Regions from separate parts of the Homo sapiens genome. Here region 1 is linked to region 2. A link is a loop called in an ENCODE intact Hi-C map of the cell type or tissue named here. Cell type or tissue: heart right ventricle. All regions are shown on one strand. Each heading gives the region's core, and the rest is flanking DNA. Links, peaks and the distances in the headings are about the cores only.

The links. Hi-C counts contacts between places; a loop is a spot of excess contacts. Peaks named below come from ENCODE experiments on the same cell type or tissue, not always from the same donor. Only the 100,000 strongest peaks of a DNase experiment are listed, where the experiment ranks them.
Region 1: it touches region 2 in a loop (2.2-fold over the local background); 29 of 110 quality-filtered maps call a loop at or near these places.

What each region holds. Positions count from the first base shown.
Region 1 is chr17:57,259,136-57,269,494 of GRCh38, forward strand. It overlaps MSI2 (musashi RNA binding protein 2), which reads left to right. Exons shown (of 14, transcript NM_138962.4): 5 at 3,016-3,057. Among named protein-coding and RNA genes, the nearest start is that of MSI2, 7.8 kb to the left of the region's middle. RefSeq lists an enhancer at 627-1,150. In heart right ventricle, for the core only: no CTCF peak of the experiment used is centred there; no DNase peak of the experiment used is centred there.
Region 2 is chr17:57,435,322-57,445,680 of GRCh38, forward strand. All of the region lies in intron 6 of MSI2 (musashi RNA binding protein 2), which reads left to right. Among named protein-coding and RNA genes, the nearest start is that of MSI2-AS1, 170 kb to the right of the region's middle. RefSeq lists silencers at 5,408-5,467, 8,930-8,999 and an enhancer at 5,878-5,937. In heart right ventricle, for the core only: a CTCF peak has its summit at 5,672 (motif pointing left); DNase peaks (open chromatin) are centred at 5,287, 5,780 and 8,030; H3K27ac peaks cover 3,134 bases.

The DNA of each region.
Region 1 (10,359 bases), core at 1,561-9,560, 180 kb before region 2:
TTTAGCCCCTGTGTGGGCTTCCTGCCTCTCCTCCCTTCCCTTTATGTCTACCAGAGTTTCCCCACGGTTTTTATTAATATATATCTGCCCCAAACAGAGGCCTTAAGATGACATTGGGCTGTAGTGCTGGGTTGCATGGAACTTCACTCCTCTGTGATGGGGTAGTGGGACAAGGCCAGAAATGGGGCTCTACTTCCATCCGCCTCTTATGAAAGTGAGCAAGACATTCCCTACCTCTGGGTCTCAATTTCCTCTTCTGTAAAATAAGTGGACCAAGGTGATCTTTCAAGCCCCTTTTGGCTTTAACATTGAATGGAAGAGAAGGAAAGCAAATAAAGAAACCTGGCAACCTTCGGTGCACTTGAATTGATTTTGCAAATTCACCCTCTTTCTCTGATCAAAGAGATCAGGAATGCGTGCCTTCTCCTAAGAAAGAAACCCACCTACACTCTTAGTTGCTTTATTAATTGTCCTGGACTTGTCATAGCTTGCATGCAGCCCAGCCTTTTGTACTTTTAGATAATTTAATTTCAGAAATGATTTGTAGGATGATAACAGATGTCTGAAAAATTTTTCTCTCCTTGATTTCGTGGCTAGCCATTTCAAAAAGCTAGTGAAATTAAAGAGGAAAATCTTTTCAAGGCAAATTTGGGAATTTATCATCCACCCCCTCTTGCTACCTGGGTGGGAGAAACAGTATTTGGTTTCTGTGGTGGCTGGTGGGTCATATTCCTCTGTATCAGGTGCAAAGCCTGCAGTTTCCCTCTCTGATTGTTTATAGACATGTTTTGGTCACTATTATTTAGTGTAACCTAGCTTTTGACTTTGTTTCAACGTTCAGTGCAGGAGGCAGAAGCGGTTGGTTTATTGACATGGAAACGAGGATCTTGTTTACTGTTACCTTAAAAGCTTTGTTTAGGTAACGGCCATTCACATCCAAAATAGTACCCTAGTCTTTTCCTAGAGGACTTGTAGATACAGTAAGTAGAGCTGTACCTAACTAACTAATGTTTTAATTTTTGGTAGTTTTCTTTTTTGTTTGTTTTTTAAAAAATAGTTGACAGGGATGTGCAAAAGGTTGGGATTTGCCATGCTTAACTTGACCCTTCCTCTCCTTCAGAGATCTCAGCGTGTAAACTTTGCACACTGAGGAACTTCGATCATGATATAATGCTCTGATACGGCCACACACCATCCAGGAGTTCTGAATTGGCTTTTTCGTTTTGTGATTTAAATTTTCTTTAGTACTTCACTTTCTTCATTGCACCTTACTTCTTCCAGCTCCTGGCACCTCCCTCAACATACCCCACACCTGTTACCCCATAAACAAGGTGATTTCTGATTGCAATTGTGTGCCGGCCAACTAAAAAAAACACCCTCTGGGGAGTATTTATAAAAAGACACCTCTGTCTTACGTACGTCAACAGAATGGAAAATCCACACCTGTTGTATTTCTCTTGTAGACAAGCGCTAGTCAGTGCTGGACACACCTGTAGATGCAGTAATGTTAATCTTTATGAAAGGGTAGTTTTCTAGATCAGAGATTTTTGTCTATTTTAGTTTTTGAAAAGTAATCTCTCATTTCTCAGGTGATGTTTAAAGGTAGGGAATGCAATGCAGACTTTTATTAGGTCTTTAAGCCCCCGTAATAACAGCAGGAAATCCTCATATGTCTTTCTGGCTGGGACCCTAGGTGATGTAAGTCAGGGAACAAATGAACTATCCTCCGTGCTTCCCACTCCCCACCCCCACCTCCCTACTTTCCTCCACAGCATTACTCTTTTCTCCCCTGCTCCTTCTCATGGCAGAAGTGAAAACAAAGCTCAGATTTACTTTTTAAAAGGAAAACATTTTAATATGAAAGCCAAAGCCTGGAAATAAATAACTGGTAGCATGTTTATACTATCTGTGTTACATTTTTACCCAAAGATTTGTGACATTTAGAAATTCAATGAAAACCGACAACGGGAATATTTTCACATTTCTTTCCTCCTCTTTTTATCTGTGCAGTCACTTTTTTCCTCCCTCACATCAGCCTGTTAGATTCACATGCTTCCAGGAGAACTGTTCTGAGCTGTACAGCTAGACCCTGATTGAGCATCATGCGTTTTGCAAGTGTGTGATTTGGACTGGAGGATGTTTTTCCACTCGGATTGAGGTTGGGGTAGGGGAATTCCCTACTTGTTGCACTAGATTCTGACTACTTCTTGTATTCAGTAACTTTTTTTTTTTTTTGGTGCCCTCCCCATGATGGGATTTCTTTTCTAATTTGGGTTTAGGTTGCTTATAGATTTTTACTCCCTGTTGTTTTTAAAATCCAGGTGGATTTAGCTCACATGCTTCATTTTCTTTACTTCAAAAAATTATTTTTTATCTTTTGAGGTATAGCTACAGAACAGATGATCTTTTTGGTTAATCCTGGGTAACTTTACTTTTGCTAAAATGAATTAATTAACTCAAGCAGAGCACTGTGTTGGATGTCTGTGGGGAGTTTTTGGATGTTGTTGATTTAAAAAATTTTTGGAAGCTCCTTTCCCTCCTGTGTTGTTTAGTTATCATCAGGGAGAAGAAATACCATCCAATTACCTACTGCTAGAGAATACTTACATTTAATTTTCAGGTTATGATTTTTTTCCCAATGATAATGATGCTCCCATCTTTTCTCCCAGCCACGCATAGCAAATTAGATGTAGATACCATTTAATATTCAGTGTCTGGAAGAAGAAGCCCTTGCCTAAATAAGAATTACATGAGATCTGGTTTATTAAGAGCATCACACACTGAAATGCATGGTGGGTCATTTCAGAAAGGCTAGCTAGCTATGTTAGTTACCTGATCTGTTGGAGGGATGGTTAAAGTTGAGATCAAAGTTTAAGAAACTTTTGAGTTGCCTGAGAAGTTACTAAAAGCTGGATTATAAGCCTGAGAAATGAGTGATTAATAATTAGGTGATTAATCATATATTTTTTCCTTAAAGTACTTTATTGACTCCTGCTTTTCTATTTTTTTTCCCAGATTGACCCCAAAGTTGCATTTCCTCGTCGAGCGCAACCCAAGGTAAGTAGGAGAATAAACAGTAGGATTTTAGCACTCAGAGATGATTGCCAAGAATTTCAAATTTCAAACAGCATTGGCCATGAACTGTTGAAGCCTGGTATTCACTGTTCCTTCGGGGTATCAGGACAGGCTGGGCAAGTAGTCCTGTGAGATAACCATGCGTCTCTAAGTTAGCCATCCCAAGGTGGCTTCTGAACATCCACCTGGGGGCAGGGACAAGTCTGATGCTTAGTGGGAGGACGTGTTTCCATCGACTGCAGTATTTTTTGCAAGGATTCTATTTGTTTTTTAAGCATTTCCAATATCATATCAGGAAAAGTCGAACATTTCCTTGTGACTCTTTCGGAGGGTACTCTTTGAGGCTTTACAACTTGGAGTTAATGCAGAGGAGTAGAGTTTGACTAAACAGCTGATCCTTTCTTGGAAAAGACAACTTCTTAGGCCCATAAAGCCTTAAATCTGGGAGGGCAAGCAGTGGATATCTTGGTTTTAGGTTGGTTGGATAAGTCAGGGCATACTTGAAACCAACAGTGCTTCTTATTTGTGCAAGTGCTGGTGCCTGGGTGGAGAAGTCCTGAAAATGTTGTAACCTTGTAGGAGTGGCACTACAAGACTTGCTTAAAGAATTGAGATAGGGCTTCACTTTTTTAGAAGTGTGTCGTTAACATAGTTTTCACTGAGCTTGCCAGGTGTGGCTATGAGAACACAGTTGCTTGAAGCCTAAGGTTAAATTGGAAGGGCTTATGGCTTACATGTTACATTTACACTTTTTAGTTACTATTTTTCTTCCTTATGTAGCACTGGAAGAAATGCTTTTTATGTATCTTCGGGATTTGTCATTCTTTTAGGGAAAGGGGAAAAGTTGAAGCTTCTAAGTCGGAAAAGGTTGTGGCTTTAGCAAATTCAGTTTATTTCTTTATGCACAGTCTCCCAGAAGTGGAACCTTTTAATCGTGTAAAGAGAGGAATGGTTTTGCACATTAGTATAGAAAAAGTTGGTGATTGTGATGGTACTTTGAGAATTTCAGGTCTGGGGCATACCACTTGATTGATTGATTCCTTCCTTCCCTCCTTCTTTCTCTCCCTCCCTCCTTGTTCTCTTCTCCCTTTTTTAAAGATGGAAACACAACTTTTTAAGTAAATACAATGAAATATTTTCTTCAGGCATTTTTTTGTAATGCTTAAGCAAATGATAGGAATTAATGATTAGGTTATTTTTGTACTTAGCACAAACTTTGGAATTGCCCTTATTGTTTTAGTTACTTCCCAAACTGTCTGTGATCCTTCACATTTCAGAGGGCTTCCCAGAGTTAGCAGTATTTCCTGGGTTTGGAGGAATTGCTGTTTCTTCCATAAGTGTGAATCTTCAAATTTCCAGGTTAGTCATTTGATCACTCAGAGCTTGGATCAGATTACCCAAGAGGGAAGCTGGAAAAATCCCTTACTTGGTAAAACCATGGGTTTGACCTGTTTTTCTCTCCCCTTTGTTGTCCCCCTTCCTTAACTTTGTTTTTAAATGAGAAAAGCAATATTTCACTTTAATACACTCTGCAGTGATGCATTCAACTTGAAAACGAGACAGAATGTTTCTCAAACTTGTCAAAGTGTGCATTCCTTTCCCAACCCTCAACTCCACATCTGGAATGTTTGTAGGTGAATTAACATGAAACCACTTGGGGGAGAACATCTTTCCATGAATTCTAGGGATTTAATAATAACACCTTACTGTGTATGACATACTTCACTTTACGGAGGACTTGGCTGTTCATTATCTCCATCTGAATTCCATCTCCTGGGGCATTTGGCTGTTGTCCCTAACCTTCTCTCAGTCTCAGTGTGCTCATCTGTAAAGTAGGAGTGATGACATAGCTCTCCCAGAAGGTTTTTGTGTAGAGTAAAAGAGCATGGTCTGCGACAAAGGTCTTCGTCATTGTCATTATTTTTCTTGTCGGTTTTCTCATCATTGTTCCGGTTGTTGTTTGCAAGTGGGACAGCCTGGGTTCGGATGCTGGTGGTGCCACTCCTTAGCTGTGTGAATTTGAACAGGTCGTTTAACTTCCTTGAACCTTCGTTTTTCCATCTCATAGAGTTTTTCTGCAGATTACGTAAATTAATAAAGGTAAAGGGACTGAAAAAAAAAAGACGTTGCATGGTAATGCCATAGAAGCGTTAACCTGCTATCTTATTTATTTATTTATTTATTTTTGAGATGGGATCTCACTGTGTTGCCCAGGCTGGTCTTAAACTCCTGGGCCAAGCTATCCTCCCACCTCTGCCCCCCAGAGTGCTGGGATTATAGGCGTGAGCCACTGTGCCTGGCCAACCTGCTATTTTTTTCTGCCATTTTTATTAAGTCCTCACATCAATCCTGTGAGAGGTTGAGTAATAATAATGATACTAGTTGAATTTATATGCCAGGCACTATTGCAGAGACTTTATTAATCCATTTAATTCTCATGCAGCCCTATGAGGAGAGTACTAGTATGAGCTCATTTTGTAAATGAGGAAACGGAGGCACAGATGGATGTCCAGGAGCCATACCCAGGCAACCTGGCTGTAGAACTGGGCCCTTCACCACTGTGCCATGCTGTGGGGGTACCTCAGGGGATGGCCCCTCTGCTATGCGACAGGAGATGGGCTCGGAGAGGTCAGCGGGCTGTGCTGAGGGAACCATAGCCAGAGGCCCAGTACTTTGAAGTTCTGCGTTCCTGGGCCTAGGTGATTTGCCTTGCCCCATCATGTTATACCAGTGTGTGACACTGTCTTGTATCTTTTGATCTGACCCCTCAGGCCATCTTTTCAGATGGTTCTGGAGTTACTCAACCCCAGTGAGGCAACAGAGTAAATGCCAAGGTTGTATGGTGGTTGGGAATTGGGACAGGGTGGGGAGAAAGTGTCTTCCCTGTCTACGGTTATTTTCCAATAGAATTTGAGCCTGGCCACCGGGATTTCAGACTGGAGTTAGCGCTGGGGGCCAAAACCCAGGAGCATAGAACTTTAAGTCGACCCTGATTTATTTATCGATTATCTCCCTTCAATAAAACTTCTGTGTTTTTGTGTTCAGGTCACAGTGGCAGAGGGAACCCTGCCCCTCCTCGTGGGATGGGCGAGGAGCTTGTAAATGATATGTCAGTGTGTGTTTCAGTTAAAATGAGTTTCTCTGCTTTCTGGCTGTCCCTCCTTGCTAACGCTCGCCAGAGAAATATTCCGTGGAGGTGTTAAAACAAGACTAGTGGAAAGAAATGGTAACTTAAAAAGAAAGAAAATCCATGGCAGTGAAGAACAGATTTCATATTAGTACTGTCATAATATTCTCTAATGTATCATATAAATAAAAATCTGTTTAGACCAGAATTTTAATAAGTCACCAAAGGAAGGTTTTGAATCCTACAGTTTATGTATCCCCCTTTGCGATGTAAATGTTCACATCTCAAGTGAAGTAGAGTGGGGAGACGCTTCGGAGACTAGAGGCTGTTAATTAGTGAGGTATATTTTGATCAGGGCAAGAAGACTGGTTCATTCTATATCTTCGTATTTCTCTGGATGATTATTTCATTTTGTAAAATATGTAAGAGTTCCCCCCCAGCCCCTTATCTTTTTAAAAATTAAAATGGTCATGCTCTTCTAAAAAGATGACTTAATTTGAAGGCTTTGGAGACATGAGGATGATGGGGATCCATCACTCCCTGTTCTTTGCTCCCTTTGGACTGGAGTGTTGGCTGTCTGGAAGAGTTTTGCTTGAGCTCGTGGGTTATTTTCTTCTATGTGGAGGAACCAAGAGACTCTTTAGCATCTTTCAGCAAGAGCGAGGTCTGGGTGTACTCACCATCTGTCTTAATTATCCTTGTGTATAAGAAAACATTCCCATCTTTTCCCAATTGCCATTTCCTTCCTTAACTTTTAGAGGCCAGAACCTCATCTGTTGATGCAGGGAGATCTCACTTCTTTAACCTATTTCTAGTTGCCTTCAGTCACAGCGGGGTGGCCAGGGGCGAGTCACTTAAGCCTCCCCAAGGCTCAGTTTCCTCCTTTGTAAAAGAGGGAGAATTATAGTACTCACTGCCTGCAGTTAGTTGTTTGGAGGATAAATGCAAAATTCTTCACTGGGAGTCTGGCATAAAACAGCACTCCGCAAATGTCTGTTGATCTTATTATTATAGAATTATTATTTTTATTATTATTATTTTTAAGACGGAGCCTCACTCTGTCGCCCAGGCTGGAGTGCAGTGGTGAGATCTTGGCTCACTGCAACCTCCGCCTCCCGGGTTCAAGCAATTCTCCCGCCTCAGCCTCCCGACTAGCTGGGATTACAGGCACCTGCCATCATGCCTGGCTAATTTTTGTATTTTTGTAGAAATGGGGTTTCACCATGTTGGCCAGGCTGGTCTTGAACTCCTGACCTCAGGTGATCCACCTGCCTTGGCCTCCCAAAGTGCTGGGATTACAGGCATGAGCCACCGTGCCCGACCAGATAATTATTTTAATAGAATAAAAAAAAGTACAATGGTGAAATGACTGAAGGAAAATCTTAATTGGAATGTAAGCTCCCTGAGGGCAGGGAACTGTTGGTGGCTGCTGTTTGGTAACTAAATGAACGAACTGAGTCCAGCCTGCTTTTTTCACCGTGGAGGTAGCTGCTACCCAGTAAAGTTACGTTGGTTGCTTCAGATCCACACTTAGGTTGTAGCAGGGCTGAGCTAGCAGTCAGGTTTTCCTGTTCCTGTCTTGTCCTCTGACGTGGCTTCAGGGCCCTGGAAGGTTCTCTGCTAAGCACGCATCCAGATGGGTGCAATGGCAGCCCGAGCGTGTACACGCACACCTCCTGTTCTGGGGGAGTGGTTTCTTGGCAGCTTCTCAAGGGCGAAGGGTGAGTTTTCGGCATCTGGCCTTCCCTTGCTGCTGTGGGTCGGGTCATTCTAGCATCTTGCCATCTTGGATGATCTGCAGCTGTCATCTCGGCAGCCACCATGAACTGGCCTGCCAGTGGGTTTTCTCGTTCCCAGCGAGGATGTGGTGGTGTGTCTGCAGCCCTTTTCCACAGCAGCGAGGACCTGGGAGGATTAGTGGCTTAGCTTCTTTCTTGTCGGTGAGCACCGCTCCTTCCTATGTTCCAAGTCAGTAGCAGGTGTCAGCTTAAGGAGGAGGGGCACCTTGTCCTACAAATGTCCTTTCCCTGGATTTTGCCGTTCCTCACATGCTTTCGTTTCATTGTTGAGGTCAGTCTCCTAGGACTATGAAGCTCCTGTGTTCTTTGTCAGATGATTTTTGGCAGACAGGTGAGCCTCCTCTGCTGCCCGGGAAGGGAGGAGAAGGCAGTCTCGGAGGAACCAGCTGACCATCTCAGGTGCCGCTTGGGGCAGCGTCCATTCTTTGTGTCCTATTTTGTATTTTTAAACCCGGACAATCTTCGGCCGAAAACCCCGAGAACACACAGGGGAGATGTAGTTCATCATCTCTCTCTTCCCGTTTGATCTAGTGTGTTCATTTAACAAGAGCTGGGTTAATCCTTGTTCATTGCCAACTGTATGCGTGCACCCACTTTTGGAGGGATTCAGGAAATACTCGGTGCTTCCTGATGTGCATGGAACACAGTCTCGACGTCTTAGCTTGGTGCTTAATTAAGGTCCTTCAAAATCTGTACCAGGGTCTTTTCCACCTTATCTCTCAATTCTTCTAGTTTTTGCTGCCTTGAAACTGAATGCTCACCCTTCTTTGAGAAACCTGTCCTTTTGCAGATTTCCCTCTCTGCACTGCCCTTCCCTTCTCTGTACACAACAGACCCTCTTTGAAAGCCCAGCTTCATCATTATCTTTTCCACGAAGCTGTCCCTGCCCCTTTGTGGAAACAGTCATACTTCTTTGGATTTCCACAGCACTTACCTTTTCTTTGGTTAAGCCCCTTCCAACAATAATAAATTAGCAGAAACTTGTGGAGCACATACATCTGTTGCATGTTGTGCTAGACATTCACTCATTCATTTATTCACCAAACAAGCACCGACCGTTTGCCAGATACTGTGCAAAATTCGGGGGATAGTGTGGAGAATATGACAAAGTTCCTGCTGTCACCAAACTTTTGCTCTAGTGGGGCAAATAAGCAGTGAGCAAACAGATAAGTTTATGACATGCTCTCAGGTGTGATCACCAAAGCCAGGGAGGAGCGATGGCGGGAGTGGGGTGGACCATATCTATGGTACAGTCAGTTGCCACTTTCAGTAGTTCAGAAATTATTTACCAAGTTTCTGCTCAGCACCGGGGATTGCGTTAGGTACTTTGTTCTGAGTTTTATGGTATTTAGGTTCATGCCTTATCTTCTCCATTGGACACAAGCATATTTTACTAATAATTAAAAAAAAAAAAAACCCAGCCAGGTGCGGTGGCTCATGCCTGTAATCCCAACACTTTGGGAGGCCGAGGCGGGTGGGTCACGAGGTCAGGAGTTCAAGATCAGCCTGGCCAAGATGGTGAAACCCCGTCTCTACTAAAAATACAAAAATTAGCCAGGCATGGTGGCGGGCACCTGTAATCCCAGCTACTCGGGAGGCTGAGGCAGAGAATTGCTTGAATCTGGGAGGCGGAGGTTGCAGTGAGCCGAGATTGCGCCACTGCACTCCAGCCTAGGTAACAGAGCGAGACTCCATCTCAAACAAACAAACAAACAAACAAACAAAAAACACCCCATCCTTAGCCCTTACTTCTGCACTTTTGTACATCGTGGACTTCCATTTAGGTAGAGCGAATGAAAAATGCCAGAAGAAACACAGTTCTTGTCTTTAAGAACATCATTAGCTCCAGGTTGGGAGGAGGGGGTGACCTGTGATACTGGAAAGGGTGGGATAAGCACAGTAGAAGAGGTAGGAACAGCATTTTGAGGAAGGGCAATCTAAGCTTCTAGGAAGAGGTGGTCTTTGCCCCAGGTCTTGAAGATCAGATAGGAAGGAATAATGGCAGGAATGCTGTTCTTCCTTCCGGCTAGGCACTAGGAAAGGTCAGGGTGTGCAGGTGTTGCAAAGGGTATGTGCTGCAGAGTGGCCTGGCATGAGGCTTGCAAAGTAGGTTGGAGCCAGTTTGTAGAAGGCCTCAAGGGCCCAATAAGGCAAACTGACAGGTGCTGTGGGGAACCTGTTGTGTGTCTGTGCGGGTGTATGGGGATGCCCTGTGGAATGTTCTGAGCTCATTCAGACCCATATAGAAGCTGGGGTCACTGATAGGACCATGGCGGATGCTGTTGCCTGGAGAACTTCCAACCTGGGCTTGTGGCTTAAGCTTAATGCAGGCTATGTTCTCTCTGGCCAGAGTCTCTC
Region 2 (10,359 bases), core at 1,680-9,679:
CAGAAGGAAGACAGGTGTGATGGCACCTGGTGTGTTGGGGAAGAGGCAGATGGGCCACGCAGAGCCTTGTGAACCAGGGGAAGAAGTTTGAATTTTCTTCCAAGTGCCGTGGAAAGCCTTTGGAAGGTTTTAAGCAGACAAGTGACAAGATCAGTGTTTTTAAAGGTCACTCAGATTTTTCTGTAGAGACTGGATAGTGGGGAGCTAGGAGCACCAAAGGTGATCTGGCTTTAATGCCCAGCTCAATTCTTCTGTCGTACACCTCTAATCCACTGTCTTCCTCCCCTGAGCTACTCGTGCACTTAAAGTCAATACAGCATGCTCACCACTTAATTAGAAAATCGTTTCTGCACACTAAAGAGACCTCCCCAGCCAGGGAGGGCCTCAGGGCTATGCTGTCTCACGTAAGTCTCCTTTGGAATGCCCCTCGGTCCTTGGGGATGGATTCATTGCCCTTCCAATGGGACTGAGTGATGGATTCATGTTTTATGTGAAATTGTCGGAGGGGTAGGGGGTAAGCCCATCCCTCCTAGAAAAAATTTTATCCATCCAGGAACTGCCACACTCTTAATAGGAGACTTGGGGGATTTGCTCTACTATACACATGGGAAACTGAAGCTCTGAGAGGTTGTGGGGCCTTGAATAAGGGTCAGAGCCCAGGTCTGCTGGACCACAAAACCCAAAACTTCCATGCTGGAGGTGGAGGGTTAGCTCTTGGAATGAATGCATGCCTGAAAAATCTATAACTGAGTGATGAAGCAATTAAAAGCAGAAGGTTCCTAATGGATTGTGGAAGCGGGTATCACTGTATAGTGTAGTGGTTCCGAGCTTTGGAATGAGATGAACCTGGGGATGAATACAGGCGTGGCCGTGGGCAAGCGACTTGACCTCACTGAGTCTCTCAATATGTTGATCTGTAAGATGGGAAGAATAAGAAAGTAACTACCTCACATGGGGGCAGTGAGGGTTAAATGAGAAAATTCACAAAAGGGGCTTAGTAGAGCCTGTGGCACAGAATATGCACTCAGTAAATATCTTCTATTGAAAATAGACTGGGACTGGGAACAGATTATGGAAGGAGGAATGTGTGTTCACAAATGTGTGGGAAAACCTTTTGTACTTGTGTTCTGGCTATTGGGTTCTCCAAAAAGTATGGACTAAAGAAAACTGATGCTCTGCTGGGTGGATGTGGGGAGAGAGATCCAGCGTGGGCCTTGCTTTGCTAAGCTGAGTGTTAGAAGGCATGGGAAATGAAAGTTGAGAGGTTCAAGAGCCTGGGGCAGAGGAGCCCCTGGGTCTGGGCAGCCCATGCTCGCCGAGGAGGCAGGGGGGTGAGAGCAGGCAGAATTGGAGACTTGGGTGGAAGTGAAAGATGCCGCTTGCTGTGGGCATTCCAATGAAACCACTCCCTTGAATATGACAGCGGTTAATCATTAATATCATAAAAGTTTTAGAATTGGAGGGACTGAGGAGAGCATCTAGTTCTGCCCAAGGTCAGACAGGGTTATTCTGCAAGCAGAGATGAGTACTGACAGTACTCTGGTTTTAGAGAAAACATTTTCCCCACCCTTCCTGTCCCTTCTCCTGGGTTGACTCCAGCAACTCACCTCTCCCAGCTGAGAAGTACTTGACATTGGATTCAAGGACATCAGAGACACTTACAGCCTGGAGCCTGGTGTGTGCATTGTTGATGAATCCCCAAGGTTGAGCCGAGACTTGGATGGTAGGTCAAGTGTCTGTTGAATATCAGCAGAAATATTTTCCATCTTCCTGATGAGGAGGGAATTTCAGGAAGAACATTTTTGGTGTCTCATTTCTTGGGATTGCCTTTATCAATCGTGATGCATATTTTTGGGCAGTAACCTTACTTTTGGATTTATTTTATTCCCCATCCTAACTCATTTCTTCGTCTATTTTTATCGTGTTGTAGCTATTTTTGTAAGACACCTCCAATCCCTTTGGAACAAAATGAAGTGGAAATAAAGAAATGAAGTCTCTTGGCTTTTGCTCCCAGATCATCAGAAAGATGACTCAATGAGCCAGAGCTCTTTGATGCCAATAATGAACTTGGGTCAGGTCAGAACTCGAATTCCAATTGAAGGAGGGACTTGACAGTGGGACTGTCATTCCTGGGGATGATGGTTGGCAATAGGATGGATTGGGGGTTGAATTATTGGGGACATGCCTGGAGGGACTGGGGAGAGGAGGGAAAGAATGTTTTCAGCGGGTTGCCAGGTAGAATTCCAATGTTCACTGCAATGAACTTTTCTTCAAACTTTTGTCCTTGGCTCTCTTTTCTTCCGTATGGGACAGGGATGCATTTTTGGTGGCTTGTTAACAAGACAAAAATAAGGAGAGGGATGAGAAAAGGTAAACAGAGAACCCTACAAGTTCATGTATTCTATGCCCTGCATTCTGTGTGGACCAAACAATTCCCAAAGAGGCCTAACCCAAAATAAGTTAGTATCCTGCTTCTAGTAGCCTGTGATAAAGTGCATCTTTTTTCTACTTAACTTAATCAATAAATATGAAGTGCTTAATACCATGGAGAAGAAGGCAACAATGGTCTCACCTTCATGGGGCCTAATGTGGTGTGACTGACCAACATTAGAGACGCACGCAGAAAGCCGTGCACATGCACCCGTGTAATTACAAAGTGCCACAGGTGCTGTGAAAAGAAAGCACAGTGTGTCCTACAAGAGAGAAGGGGACCTTATTTGGATTGGGTGGTTATGGAGGGCCCCTTCTGAACATGTTTGGCCTTCTTTGCAGCAGCCTCCACCTCCCAGCGCCTGGGAGACAGTGCACCAGTAGAGGTGGGGTGGGGCAGGTGGTTTAGCCCGAGCTGGGGTGCCTGGCTGGGGACGTGCCCAGAGGAGTAGGGTGTGCGGAAGGCAGGATGGGGTCCCCACAGCAAGCTTTCCTCTCCCTGACTGGGCCACCTGTTGCAAACAGTCAGGCCCCGAGGAATAGCCTCCCCCCAGGGGGAGTTCAGTAACGGGTACCATTTCTCAGAAGGGGCTGGCCGCAGAGATAAGACCACAGTGCCAAGGGGGCCATAAATTGTTACCTGTGCCCTTCAGTTACCCCTTCTTCCTCCATCCCCTCCTTCCTGAGCCAGTGGGGTTAGATTTAGCAGCAGGGCTTCTGTTCATGAGATGGAGCAGAAAGCAGACTTTCTGGAGGCTGGGCATGATCACTGAGATGCAGAGCACTGATAGGGAAAATCAATTTAATTTCTGTGGCTCCGTGACAAGGAGGGGTGGCAAGCAGGAAGGTCAGGCCTGTTTTGAAAGCCACAGTTCAGTTAAGAAAATAAAACACTCCCTCTAAGGAATTTTTAAAAATACAGTATTTTAGGAGGGGGAAAATGGAAGTGGGTCAAGATGAGGGATTTAGTCGGAGGAGCAGAGCAGACCCATGGCAATCCCAGTCTGACCGGAGCCTAGGGCCTGAGGGTTGCAGGTCTCCCATAGGAATTTTTTTTTTTTTTGAGACTGCGTTTGTTTCATTCTTGTTGCCCAGGCTGGAGTGCAATGGCGCAGGTTGCTCACTGCAACCCCCGCCTCCTGGATTCAAGCAATTGTCCTGCCTCAGCCTCCCAAGTAGCTAGGATTACAGGCACCTGCCACCACGCCCGGCTATTTGTTTTGCATTTTTAGTAGAAATGGAGTTTCACCATGTTGGCCAGGCTGGTCTCAAACTCCTGACCTCAGGTGATCCGCAGAGGCATAAGCCACCATGCCCGGCCTAGGAATTTTGTTGTATGTCTGTTGAGTTGAGTTGCTCAGGACTTGTTGCAGTAGGGGACACTTTCATTAGGTTTCTGTTTCCCGAGGCATGATTTAAGGCACATTTCTCCGTCCCTCTGGTTGATGCTGGGGAAGGCTTGGCTTCTGGCAGTTTTTGATTGCTCAGATCAAGCCTATGTGATTCATGGGATTTTACAGGTTGGAGGCTGAGAGGTATTTGTAGGTCTGGATGAGGATTTGCACTCAACCTGGTTGTGGCATGTCGTAGTCAAACTATGGCCTCACCTGATTTAGAGGACGAGGAGGACTCTGCAGAAAGCACTTCCTTGGCTGTTGGTAGAGATTAGATATTTGCGGGCAGAGAGTTGGGTCAACCCAAGCCTTCATCAACATCCCACAGGGACCTCCCTTGAGGTGACTTTCATTCATTAGATGGAGGATGGCATTGCAGGTCCTGTGCCAGGCACTGGGGAGATAGGCTTTGTCTTTTTTTTTTTTTTTTTGGTGGCATCTCTCGCTCTGTCGCTCAGGCTGGAGTGCAGTGGCACGATCTTGGCTCACTGCAACCTCTGCCTCCCGGGTTCAAGTGATTCTCCTGCCTCAGCCTCCTGAGTAGCTGGGATTACAGGCGTGCGCCACCTTGCCCAACTAATTTTTTGTATTTTTAGTAGAGAAGGAGCTCACAGCATAGTAGAAGGCTCAGACTTTGGACTATTTCCTAAGAATCTGATAAGTGAATACATTTCCAGGATTCTTAGCGGATGGCCCGAAGTCTTGGGATAGTGTGTGAGGGCCAGAGGGGAAAATTGAAACAATGAAGAGAATTGAGAAATTCCTCATTGGAAACTTCTGTCTGTGATGCTTGGGGTGGGATAAGAGGGGGGGTCTGTTCTAGCTAAGATTCAATACCAATGGTTATCTCTTTGATTATAGCTTAGGGTGAGGCTGAGTGATCTATCTCCACTGTTTGGTCTCCCCAGAGTTAGCTGTTTATTTCAAACCACCAGTCACTTGTGGTGTTTTGACCTAGAAGCCATGCAAGGCAGTTTGAACTGTGCTTGAAAGGGTGGGGAGGCAGGGCTTGTTCTGAACTGTGAGCTGAGGAGGCAGCGATGGGTGCCCTGTGCTCTAATAGAGGTCTGAGAAGTGAACTGGGTGGCCAGCTGGGTCTGCCTGCTGAGAGCTTGCTGGGGCACAGGAAGCCGTGCCCCTCATTCCCTTTGAAATAGCTTTGTGTTTGTCATTCTTGTGACTTGGATACCCTTTTGGACCCCGTATCTGTGGGCTTAGCATCAGTCAGATGCTGTTTATCAGACAGTCTTACCTGGGGTTTGTTATCCGTGTGTGTGTGTGTGTGTGTGTGTGTGTGTGTGTGTGTGTGTGTGTGTGTGTGTAGCGTGGCTGGGTCAGACTGGATTCCTTGTTGAGCATCTAGCTAAAAGAGGTTAAGAGGAGGCTCATATACTGCTGAAGGCCAGAGGGCTTTGCTGAACGCTGGTCATCTTAAAAACGAGCTGGGCTATTTATAATTTGGCAGGCTGCCATGGGACTTGAATGAATGGCAGTCTGTGCAGGCTCACATACTCTGTGTACTGAGTCTGAGCGTGGGTTTGTTCATTTATGTGCCCCTGTGCATGGGTGTGGATGTGATTTCCTGGCGTGCAGGGTAAGGACTGAGGAGGTGGGGAAGCAGGTTTTGCCCTGGTCCTCTGGTCCGCCAAGAGGCCACAGGTACCCTTATTTATGCCTGGGATGTTGGTGTTTCTGGTATTTTAAGCCACAGAAACGTTTGAGGGAGTAGACCTGGACTATCTCTTTTTACTCCTGAGGAAACTAGGCCAGAGGGGTTCCCTTGGGCTCAGAGGAGGCCTCGGGTCAGGGGCCATCCCGGGTGGGAGCTGTAGCTCTGGCCAGCTTGCTCCTGTCAACACTGCCCCCTGCCGCTCTCCCAGGGCTGCAGGGACCTGGTCGTGCTGGAGACGGATGTTTTCAGGCAGCGCTTTGTAGGAGGCAGTGACGCTGGTAACCCACTAATGTGAGGATGAAGTCTTTGTATTCTGTTTCCATTGACGGGGACGGGTTTGCAGAACCACCCACACCCTTGCCTGGGCCTGGTGACTCATGAGGACAAGATGGCTGACCAAGGAGAGGGAGAGGTTCCACTCCCTCCAAGGCCCAGGGCTGACTCTTTTTCATGCATTTGGTGCTAAATTGCTGCCCTGAGGCTCTTGAATAGCTTGTATGAACTCTGGTCCACCCCTCTTGCCTCTCCTAAATCCCTTGGGAGGTGTCCCCATGCCCTACACACTGCCTGCTCTGTCACCTCACCACCCTGCAACCAGCTGGGCTGGCTGGTTTTCACTGCTGGGAGGTAGATTTTTTTTCAAGAAGTATGAAAGTATCATTGGCATATAGACAGACCTCTGCACTCAGCTGGAACTGGGTTTTGAATCGCAGCTTCAGGACTCAATAATGTTGTAAATCTCTGAACTTCTTGGAGACTTTGTTTTAGGAAGACAGGACCCTATAAGACAAAGTCCCTCTGTGAGGTCCAGCACAGAAGGCATCTCTCACCAGGGTCCCTTTCTTTTCCCTTTTCTCTCAGCCTGATTCTGTGCTTTCTTTCTTCCTTTTCGTTGTTATTTAAACTTATGCATGTAATTTCAGCCTCATAAGGGACATTATGTAGATTAATTGCCATATGGGAAGTACTTAAAGCATGTTGCCTGGCACACAGTAGGTGTGTAGCAATAGTAGTCATTGTTTTAGGCAAAGATGATGCCTGCAGGGGTTTCTTTCATTATTATTTCACTATTTATTTCATAATTGTAGCTTCATGGGGAGGACAGAAGGGTGAAGGGATCTCAGGGAGGCATTCTTCCCTTCACCCTGGAGACCTCCCTTGCTTGGCTGTACATTTAAACTGGCCTCCGCGTGGGTTCATGGTCCTGTACATCAACACAGCTGATTTTTTTTTTTTTTGAGACAGAGTCTTGCTCTGTCTCCAGGCTGGAGTGCAGTGGTGCGATCTCGGCTCACTGGGTCCTCCACCTCCCGGGTTCAAGCGATTCTCCTGCCTCAGCCTCCCAAGTAGCTGGGACTACAGGCGCGTGCCACCACGCCCGGCTAATTTTTGTATTTTTAGTTGAGACGGGGTTTCACCGTGTTGGCCAGGATGGTCTCTATCTCTTGACCTTGTGATCTGCCCGCCTCAGCCTCCCAAAGTGCTGGGATTACAGGCGTGAGCCACTGCGCCTGGCCAACACAGCTGATTTTTATAAACCTTCTAGAGACATTTGCCTTCTTGGTTTTTAAGCATAAACAACCTCACTTTTGTAAAGGGGAGTTGCTGTAAGATTCAGAACTTGGAGAGGTTTTTGTGTGGGCGTTTATTTTTCTTAAACAGCACGAGGTTTGTGGGATTCTATAGGGTTTTGTACAGCCTGACCAGCAGTTAGCCATCTCCCCTCCCCTTCTCCCGGAAGAAATGGGTGTTTTGTTCTCCACTGGCCTCTCCTCGTGTGTTTCTTCTTCTGGGAAAAAACCCACAACCCCAGGTTCTGTTGCCCAAGATGAGACTGGATGAAAATCAAGAGGGGTTGCTGACGAGACCCTGGAATGCCCAGAGAACAGAGGGGTGGGAGCGAGGGAGGCGGTGCTGGCCTGGGGCCATCTTACTCTTCCTTTCTTCCTGACAGGTGTGTAGAATGGCATCTCCTGCCGGCACGCTGGGGGCCTGGGATACCTCTGGCAGACAGTGCTGGAAATTTAATGCTCCTTGAAACAGGAGAGCCTGAGAATGCTTACAAAAATCATCCTTATTAAAGTTTGAAGGGATGAAGAAAAGCGCTAATGGGAGAGACCCTATACTTACAAACCCACCTTGAAGGGGTTAGGGGTTACTTCCCACCTGCCAGCACCTTCCCTGCTCTGAGGAAACAGGAAACCTGATGGCTGGGGGCTTCAGGGCTCTGGGGACAGCTACCGTTTGCGGCCTGTCTGCCTGGCTGATGTCTGTGCCTGTCTGCAGCTGAAGGCCCACTTAGGACAACAAAATCCAGCCAAGCCGGCTGGCTGGGGCTGAGTGGGGCCTTTTGGCTTCAGGTGACTTTGTGGCTTCGGCCTTGGGTAAAGGGAGTGGGGGGCCATGTGTGGAGCCCTCTGGAAGGTCTGGACTCCTGCTTTTCCTTGGCTCTTCTCGTTCTCCAACCACCCCCAAGGTTCAGCAGAGTCTTGGGCGCGTCTCCTCCGTTTGTGCCGCGTGTTTGTGGCAGCAGCTGTTGGTGCTGACTAATAGGACTTCCTGGCAGCTGTGCCGGGCACACGTGGCACCGGCAGGAACTGCCTCTCCTCGGCTGCCCAATCTGTACCCCAACCACCAAAGAAAGGCCTGGAAAAGGGGCTGAGAGAGGCTGCTTGAGTGGGAAAGCCCTAGAACTTGGTGACTCACAGATCCATAGAACACGGTTGGAAGAACCAACTCCCATCTGCAGAGGGGAGCACTGGGTGCCTAGGAGGGGTCTCTCAGGTCGAAGAGCAAGTTAGGGGCTGAGCTGACACGTAAAACCCCATCTCCTCCCTGCCCCCTGAATGTGTTTGCTCTGCCCGTGTGAGACAGGCTTGTCAGGGGGTCAGCCTGAACCGTGTCACTCACTAGCTGTGTCCTTGGGCAAAGCTTTTCACCTCTCTGTACCTCAGTTCCTCCAGAGACAAAAGGGGATCATCATTGTCCCTACCTTAGGGGCTTTTGAGGACAGGGTGAGCACCCAGGGCAACGTGCCTGGGACAGTAAACCTCAGCAGATGCCACTTTGCTTTCTTCCTTACCAAAAACTGGGCAGATGCCTCTCTCCTCCTGAGTCCAGTGGTGTCTGTGTCAGATGCCCTAACGGATTCTCAGGAATTGCAGCTGACATCCGGTCATCATCTTTGGTTTGGGGTGGATGGGGGCAGAGCCAGGGAAGAAGACAAGAAACGGGAGAACCTAAGTGCTTGCTGACTTCTGCCCCATTCCCCTCACCCCAAACCCTTTTTTAGAAAGGACTCGAGAGGCCTTTTAGGGTCAAGATTACCAAGGCCTGAGTGACCCTGCAGAATTCCTGCACATGGCTAGGCATCCTTTGTCTGATAATGACAGCCACTGCTCACACAGCGTCTACAGTGCACCGTCAGCAGCCTTAGGAGGCAGATTCTATTATCTGCTCTAGTTTACAGGCAAGAACACAGCACGGGCCAGGCACAGTAGCTCACGCCTATAATCCCAGCACTTTGGGAGGCCGAGGCAGGTGGATCATGAGGTCAGGAGTTCGAGAGCAGCCTGACCAACATGGTGAAACCCCCGTCTGTACTAAAAATACAAAAATTAGTCGGGCGTGGCGGCGGGCACCTGTAATCCCAGCAACTCGGGAGGCTGAGGCAGAATTGCTTGAACCCGGGAGACAGATGTTGCAGTGAGCTGAGATCGTGCCACTGCACTCCAGACTGGGTGACAGAGCAAGACTCCGTCTCAAAAGAAAAAAAAAAAAGAACACAGCACGGAGAAGATGCCCAGAGCCCTTCACTGTGGGCCCATGAGATGACACAGATCTTTCCACTAGGCCATCCTGTTTTGTTGCTGGAGAACTTTGTCCCTGGAAGGGCAGAAATGATTATTCTGGTTGCCCAAGGCCTGGTGGCCCAGGTAGGAGAAGGAACCTTCCAAGGCACATCCAGAGGAAAGCCCGGGGTTGGCGGGGGGTGGGGAGGTGTCCGCTCTGTGGCTATAATTAAGCCTCTCTGCCTGCTCTTCCTTTTCAACCACCAGCTTTTCAGGGGTTTAGATAACATGGCTTTGTGCTGATGGCCCTTTCAGCACTCAAACAGGAGGACCCATCTCAGCTCCTGGCATTCACGGGGCATAGTTCCCCTTTTCTCCTCACAATGCTGAATTTTTAAAAAGTGGAGTGTTAGCATAGGAAGAGTAGCTGATATCTGGGCGTTTTTCATAGAAATTCCATGATGGATGTTTTCCCCAGGATGCACTGCCAGTGTCCCAAAGAGAGACTTATCAGTTAAACCTGCCTGGCTCCAGAGGAGTCGCCGCAGACTTCCTGGTAAATACCCCCGAGCCAGGAATGCGTTTGTGAAATTTTTAGGAGATGATCCCAGAAAAGCTTCCTTCGGTCACCAAGCCGCGTGTTTGTGTCTGGAGATGAAGTGTGTGAAGGAAGATGTTTGCTCCTGAAATGAGACATTTTGTACATACAAGCCTTTTATGTGACATTGAAGTCAGATGCTGAGCTGTCCGATGCTGGGGTTTGAAGGTGAAAGTTGACTTTACCTCCTGTAGTGACAAAGTTCTGTGTCAGCCTGAATTTCAATTTCCTGGGACTTTTGTCTGTCTACAGCTCAACATGGTATCCTCAGCACCTTTGGGGTCTTTTGTTGTGTTGTTTGTTTTTTTGGTGGTTAGGGGAGGGATGGGTTAGTGACAGGGCGGTGGGGGGGGGTGCATTTAATCATTTATTCTTTTTAGTAGGTTTAATTGTATAAAGATTATAATGCATACAAACGTCTGTAATTAGGGGAGTTGGTTCTATTAGACAATGTTTTAGTGAGGAAAATTACAG